Regions from separate parts of the Homo sapiens genome. Here region 1 is linked to region 2. The links are chromatin contacts, found by Hi-C or POLR2A ChIA-PET in ENCODE. All regions are on one chromosome and are shown on one strand. The core of a region is the stretch at or near the end of the contact, and the rest is flanking DNA. Distances in the headings are between cores, read along the strand shown.

Region 1 (3,313 bases), core at 544-3,043, 360 kb after region 2:
ATTAAAAAAAAAAAAAGGACTCTCAAGACTATAAATTGGATAGTTACCTATTTATTGAGCACATACTATGTGCCACATAGTACTAGGGGCAGCAGATTTAATTTAATAAGACATAATCTTTTCTCAAGGGAACTTGTGGTCTGGTCCGAGAGGCAACACACATAAGCATCTGCTATTTAAGAGAGTGGCAAGTGCTTATAAAGGAGCTCCCTGTAAATGAAGTTCAGGGAGGCTGTGGATGTTAATTCACTCAGCACATATTTGTTGAATGCCCCTCATGTACCAGGCTCAATGCTGGGCTCCAGGGATCTGGTGCTGGACTCACAGCTGAGAGAAGAGGCAGGGAAGTAAATAATTACAGAACAGACTGATCAATACTATAATAGAGGTACAGATTCAGTGCTCTGAGAAGTAACTATAGTAAGGTTCCTGGAAATCAAGGAAGGCCTCTCAAGGGAGGTGACCTTAGACTTCTGGTGTGAATAGATGTCTAGGAAAGGTGCTACCATAAAAACAACCACAGGAAAGAGAGAGGAGAGAAGAAAGAACCTTCTAAGTGAGTGAGCAGCAGTCCCAGAGTATGGAGGGAAGACTACATGTGTAATGTGGGAACTGTGCTGGCCTCGGGCGCAGGGGCTAAGCTGCCTAGAAGATGTTCTGATGGGCTCCTTTCCCCAGGATGCCTAGGAGGTACAGCCTTGGAAGCCCCCATGTTTCTGCGTCATCATCATCATCATCATCATCATCATCATCATCAAAGGCCAGAGAGAGGATCTCCAGGGGGATTTTGTGAATCCAAGTTCCACTGATCTCAACTGGAATAACTTTTGCTCTTGGTCCTTTGGATGGGCCACCTGGGATTTGTCTGGCTGTGTGTATCACCTGTGATTTTACACATCCATCAGTTAAATCAAAGATGCAGACACAAAGTCGAGAGCCAGGGCATGTTGGGTGGATTCATGACACTCTCTGGGGGACTCTGGGTACTTAAATGAATGAATGGATTTTGTTCAAGACATAAATATAATCTTTTCATCAGTGACAGCTATGCCTAGAATCTCTCACCAATGTGGGCTGGCTGGCTATTGAGCTGAATTGTTTTTGGAGAAACTTGCTGAGATATCGGAGGGTACCAGGGCAGCTTTGGGGCCTGGGAGGCTGGCTTGCTCACATGAACCCAAGGCTGGTGCTCTGGGCAGTAGATGGACAGGGCAGTGGGGAAAACTGACTCCATTTTAAGCCAAAGGTGAGCATAGCCTGAGCCTGTTTAATCAACAAATATTTATTCAGAACCTACTACATGCCAAGTTCTGATCCAGGTTCTGATGATACAAAGGTCGCTAAGACATGACCCAGCCCCCAAGGCACTTGCTATCTAAATGGCTACAATAATATGTAATATTGGAGGTCCTGGACTCTGAAACCATGCTCTTCCAAGTTCAAATCCTGGCCCTGTCATTTACTGTGTGATCTTAGGCAAATTACTGAACCTTTCTGTGTTCCAGTTTCTTCAGCTGCAAAGCAGGGACAATGATGGTAGGTTTGCTATGAGGATTAAATGAACTAATGTGTATGAACAGTTTGGCACAGGGCCTGTTTCATAGCTAGTGCTCACTAAGGGTCTAACGTTTCTATCTCAAGAAATAGAAGCTCCTGGGAACCATAAGAACTGTGATAGTGGTGTATATAAGATGCTAAGGGGCCATGAGGAGGAAGTGGTTAAGTAATTCTGTATGTCACTTACTCCTCATTAGCTTTTTTTCAGATGTGTTGATCTCTGCACCTGGAGGGTGGGGCTGTGCTCTCTGCTTTTCTGCTTGGGTACAGGTACGTCATAGGAACTGCCTGTTTGCTTATTGGTGGAGACCAATTTATTCCAGTTCAGTTACCATCGACACATATTTCCTGACAGTCCATACATTTGTTCATCAAATGTTAGTGTATCCTTCAGTGTCCCAGGCACTGGGGATGTTGAGATGAACTTTGTTTCACCTTTGATCTTCTTATGTTTAGTACAGGACCCAGACTTGACAACAGACTGCTGTAATGCAGGCTCATGACTGCTGTGGCTGTCTCTGGGCAGCAGTGTTACCACCAACAGCCCCAGCTATAACAGCTACTACTTATTACATTATGTGCTTACTGCGTGCCAGGCACTGTTCTGGGGGCTTCGTAGGCATGACTTCATTTTATCTGCACAGAAACCCTAGGATGTGGATACCACAATGATCCCCATTTACACCCCGGGAGTCTGAGGAGCTTGCACTGGCCTGTACCTCCTTCCTGCCCTGGCACCTCCTTCCTGCCCTGGGTTCTGTTCCTCAGATCCTGTGGCTCGGGCAACAGCAACACTTAGCCAGCACAACTGTATTTTGAAACATTCGTGATAATTTCCTGTTACCAAAAGAATGTGTGCTCACTGTAAAAAATAAACCAATACAGCAGGAAGTGATGTAAAAAATGAGCTCTCTTACCTACTCCTAGCTTTCTTACTCCTCAGTGATAACCAGTGGAATAATGTGGTCTCTACCTTAGAGATTTTTTTCTGTGCATTACAGGTGGGCACATGCATCCATATCATAGATGTGTTTACAGATGCTATTTTAAAATGTATTTACTTATTTTAAGCTGTGAGTGTGCTACATATACATTCCATAGTGATTCTATGGAAATTCATTGTACTTTACCTACTTTTTTATTGATAGATATTTGAGGTTGTTGACAATTTCTTTTTTCTTTTTTTTTTGCTATAACAACAAATGCTTCAATGAACTTTTTTGTATACTCTTGTAAGTTTTTTGTGAGATAAATTTCTAGAAGTGTAATTCCTGAATTGAAAGGTTTGTTTATTTCAAATTTTGTTTGATGTTATCAAATTTCCCTCCAAAAAGTTAGCACCAATTAATGCTAATTCAACAATACTATTGAATTTAAACATCAAGTTGGTTGGTGAGTTTGCATTCAGAAACGACGGTGAGCTTTCTCCTGTGGAGCTGGAGGGTAATGATTTAGGGAAAGGGAGAAGTGAGGAAAAGGTCTATGGGTTAAGTGGGGAAGGGCAGGAGTTAGGGAAAAGGCACCTCGTTCTTGAGACCTAGGACCAAGGGCATAGTCCTGATCTTGGAAGAAAAGTCGCCACCGTCCCCCATCATACAGTAGTTGGTGCTTCCAATTTCCAGTTTCATTCTTCTTAACAGTGGCATGGCTGGGTCTCCTCATTTGGATTCTGTTTTTATTTTAGCATGACCCTAAAACTGCCAACAAAATATCATTGTCTCAAGAAATGGATGTGAGCATCAGAAACAACTTTTAT
Region 2 (3,845 bases), core at 515-3,014:
GATTGAATTTGCCAGTTTCACCTCTTTCTACTCCTGTTATACTGTGATAGAGTTCCCAAACAACCCCTATTGCTATCTCTATCAATTCCATACAACAAACCTATACTCAATCTCTACTAGGCACAAAACAATTCCTATTTTCAACAACTGTACAGATGGTTGGGAAAACAAATGTGAGAATTATTTGGTAAAGCTCCATACCAGAAGAGAATTATAGTATCTAAAAACTCTAAGTGTAGCAGAGAGAAATTACTGACAAATTCTCTCACAGTGTGGAGGGCTGTGCTTGGCACTAAATGATGAACAGGATTTTTCCTATCCAAAAGAAGGGGCATTCTAGGTAGAGGGAAAAGCATGTACAAAAGCTGGGGGGTCTAGGAGGCAGGCAGAAGTCAAGGATAAAGGGCTTTGTATGCCTGTTAAGAAGTAATGGTGGCCAGGTGCGGTGGCTCACGCTTGTAATCCCAGCACTTTTGGGAGCCGAGGCGGGCGGATCACTTGAAGCCAGGAGTTTGAGACCAGCCTGGCCAACATGGCAAAACCCTGTCTCTCCTAAAAATACAAAAATTAGCTGGGCCTGGTGGTGCACGCCTGTAGTCCCAGCTACTCAGAAGGCTGAGGCAGGAGAATCGCTTGAACCCAAGAGGCGGAAGTTGCAGGAGCCGAGATCACACCACTGTACTCCAGCCTGGGTGACAGACTGAAACTCCATCTCAAAAGAAAAAAAAAAGTAATGGTGATGGTGATTCAGTCAGAAAGCATCAAGCATCAGGACAATTGATAAAAGATTAGAGGGCAGTGCAGAAAATGAAACGCAGGTGAGGAGATAATGACTATCAACCAGTAAAGAAACTCCTGGAATTGTTCCGATGAAAGCTAGTATTTCAAAACAGAGAGGCAGAGATGGAGAAAGACAGGGAAGTTTTTCTTTAAAAACCAAAAATAAAACAAGACTGGGTGATAATACTGAACATACGAGATTGAAAGAAAGGGGAGACGACAAAATGCTGTAGGCTTTCTGCCTTATTTAAGGAAGTCAAAATCCAGCTTATAGTATTGATCTTGCTCATGAAGTTTCAGATAGGTAATTCTAAAAAGCCTATTTTCCTTTAGACTGTCCAATTATGATGACATGTATCAAAGTTAACTTATGACTACAATGGGCTGGGCATAAAGAACAGGAAGTCTGGTGTACACAACTTAGAATGCATCTGGAGTACAAAAGGAAGAAAGAGGCAAGATCTACTTCCTATTCCATGGGGCATCTGGAAAACTCCCTCAGGCGACCGCTCCATCCAAACACCTGGGATCTTTCTCAACCTTCTGATTTCTGTCACGAGGGCATCCAGCATAGTCCTGGCAACGCCGTAGGATCAGGGAGCATCAAATGAGATGGCACCTGGGGAAGGCCCGTGTGGCCCAGCGTCCACCACTAACGCCGTTCAATATCTACCTCAACTCCCCTCTAACGCGAGAATGTGTATGAGAGAGGCAGGGAGAGTTCGGAGTAAAATTAACCCGAATGGACAGCGCTTCCGCCGCGTTCGCTGCCACAAATGCTGCAGACCCGACGGAGTGGAGGCAGAAAAGGCCCTGGCGTCCACTCGGGAAAGAACGAGGTCAGGAGTCGGTCCTGCACATCGCGTAGAGCGAAGAGACGACACCTACCTGACCATAGACGCTCCCCATCCGCCCAGCAACCGTGGTCCATGCTGCCTGCGTCCACCGCCAGCGTCGAAAAACCGCCGTGGTGCCCGCGCACAGTGCACCGCGCCTGCGCATGGTCTCCAAAGGCTGAGCGAGGGCCTGCCAGTGCGCATGCTCCGCTCTTTAGCGCTTCCTGAGCAAAGTTTGAACGCCTCTCGAGTCCAGTTGGCTTATGCGCATGCGTTTCTCTGGTGCAGGTTCTCACCAAATCCAGAAGCGGCGGGCATTTGAAATGATGTAAGCCGGGAGTCGCTCTGCCTGCCCGTTTCTGCGCTGCACTGGCCGACACTTAAGCACTGGAAGAGAGGCCTGGCAGGAGGCGGCGCAGTGGACACGCGGTCCGAGGACGGGGGCCTCACCCGCCGCCCCACGCTTGCCTCTTCCTGGGATGCCGCAGGCGGGGCCCTAACTCACAGCCTCCTCACCCGGGCTCGTGTCTGCGCCCGCGACTTCGACTGGGAGGAGCTTCTGGCGCCACCTGCGCCACGGTGCGCCGGGCCGCCGGCGACCGGGTCGCTGCGCTCGGCGACTGCCGCGCTCCTCGGGGAACGTGAGGGTCTGAGTCCGGGATCCAGGAGAGCAGTTGGTGTCGGGTCTCTGCGGGGGAGCGGGGCTGCGAGGTGGAGGCGAGGACCGGGGTGGGCGGAGGCGGGGTAGGTCTGGCCGGGAAGTACCCGAGGCCCCGAGGCATGAGCGGGGGAAGGTGACCAGGACTTGGAATTTCATAAACGTCCCCGTCAGGCGTGACGGGTCGTCAGGGCTGCTATCAAAGTCAGTCCGCCCATCTACCCTCAAACAAGCCACCTCCTCTCCACCAAAACAGGCTGTGTAAAAAGTCCAGCTATAGACGACCGCCGTCGACTTAATTTCGAAAAAGATACACTTTGTCTTCTATTGTGTTCTGCTCCTACTCCTGTGCACACAGTAGGTGTCCAGTAATGTATCCGAGAATCAATTGCAGGGGACTGAGTAGAACGTTGATGATTGAGGAAAAAATAGAGGGGGAAGCCCTGATGTGTGATGCCTCCATTTCCTTATGAATTCTGTGTTGAGCATTTGTTAGAATAAACCTCATGGCCTAACAAGTGGGTTTTGAGCCATGTTCAGAAACTATACTGTGTGATGTTTTCACCTGTTTTCTTCTCAGCCAGAATCTGGTGATTTAGAAGAGAAGATTGAACAACCAAGATGAAAACCCCTGCTTCCTTTACCTGAGGTGTGGCCCTGATGGAGGTGAAGAAATCGCTTCTATTGGCATTTTAAGTTCAGCAAGAAATATGGAAGTGTACTTAGGAGAGGAGTACTGTGGAACCAGTAGGGGCAAGAATGTTTGTACTGTCTTGGATGACAGTTGTGTGACTTGTACACGGGAAAGTGTTCTCCTGAATTGGTGTCTTTATTCTGTTCACCTTTTGCAATATTGATTGACTCTCTGACATTGATGTTTACATTAGAGAAGAGAAGATAAAAACCTACTATGGCATAGAAGGTTAGACCATTAAAGCATCTTCTAGGCAATCTAGTTCAGCTTCCTCATTTTTAGGAATGCAGAAATTTAGAGCTAATAAAGGAGAGGTGAGCCTGGAGAGGGTCATACTAGTTAAAGTGTCCAGGCAAGAGTGCAGTCCTTATTGCTGCTTCTTGACTCTCTCCATAAACTCACAATGGTCTGTTTTCCAGAAATTAATTTGACAGTCAGTCTGAAACTTTGATCACATATTTTTTAAGGAACCTACAAGCCCAAGGTGGTGCCACACCAGCCTATTTAGTCCATATTCAATGTGTTATAGTTTGATCTTTTCCCTAGTCCCTTATAGGAACATTCTACACTAATCGCGCCTTAATATAAATCAAAACGTCAACTATTTTACATATTGTGCATATTGGAAATAATAAATACACGACACAGGGTTATTGACCAGGTCACTTGAGAAGGGATCTCAACTGTTTGTCCCCTACCAGGCAAACTGAATCTCAGGATTTAAGTAATGGCCTGGAAACAATTTTTTTTTACTGCAGCTGTTTAAACTGATAATTTATATAAGTGAAAAAATAATTTTTATTCTATTTTCAGTAAACGCGAAATTATTTTCTACAAAAATTACTTAATATTGGCATCCTCCACTCATGCCTGTAAA

The links. A loop is a pair of places that touch in the nucleus more often than their neighbours do. ChIA-PET counts read pairs that join two places held with the same protein, here RNA polymerase II (POLR2A). Pooled maps may share reads with other maps.
Region 1: a map of CD4-positive, alpha-beta T cell shows a loop between it and region 2 (5-fold over the local background). The contact joins the enhancer-like site here to the promoter of FAM24B in region 2. A Hi-C loop is called at or near these places in 3 of 168 maps with a recorded cell type or tissue (CD4-positive, alpha-beta T cell, CD8-positive, alpha-beta T cell and naive thymus-derived CD4-positive, alpha-beta T cell) and 5 of 50 pooled maps. POLR2A ChIA-PET finds 5 or more read pairs at or near these places in 1 of 52 experiments (CD4-positive, alpha-beta T cell).

The regions. Positions count from the first base shown.
Region 1 is chr10:123,239,723-123,243,035 of GRCh38, forward strand. No RefSeq gene overlaps it. Among named protein-coding and RNA genes, the nearest start is that of BUB3, 87 kb to the left of the region's middle. Within about 2 kb of position 1,794, at least 3 of the 41 ENCODE cell types and tissues checked have a DNase peak (open chromatin) inside an H3K27ac peak, as active enhancers do; they include CD4-positive, alpha-beta T cell and CD8-positive, alpha-beta T cell, where a contact is called at or near this core.
Region 2 is chr10:122,877,817-122,881,661 of GRCh38, forward strand. It overlaps FAM24B (family with sequence similarity 24 member B), which reads right to left and starts at 1,765. Exons shown (of 4, transcript NM_152644.3): 1 at 1,669-1,765. FAM24B-CUZD1 (FAM24B-CUZD1 readthrough) reads right to left here and starts at 1,825. Exons shown (of 11, transcript NR_037915.1): 1 at 1,669-1,825. It also overlaps the pseudogene C10orf88B.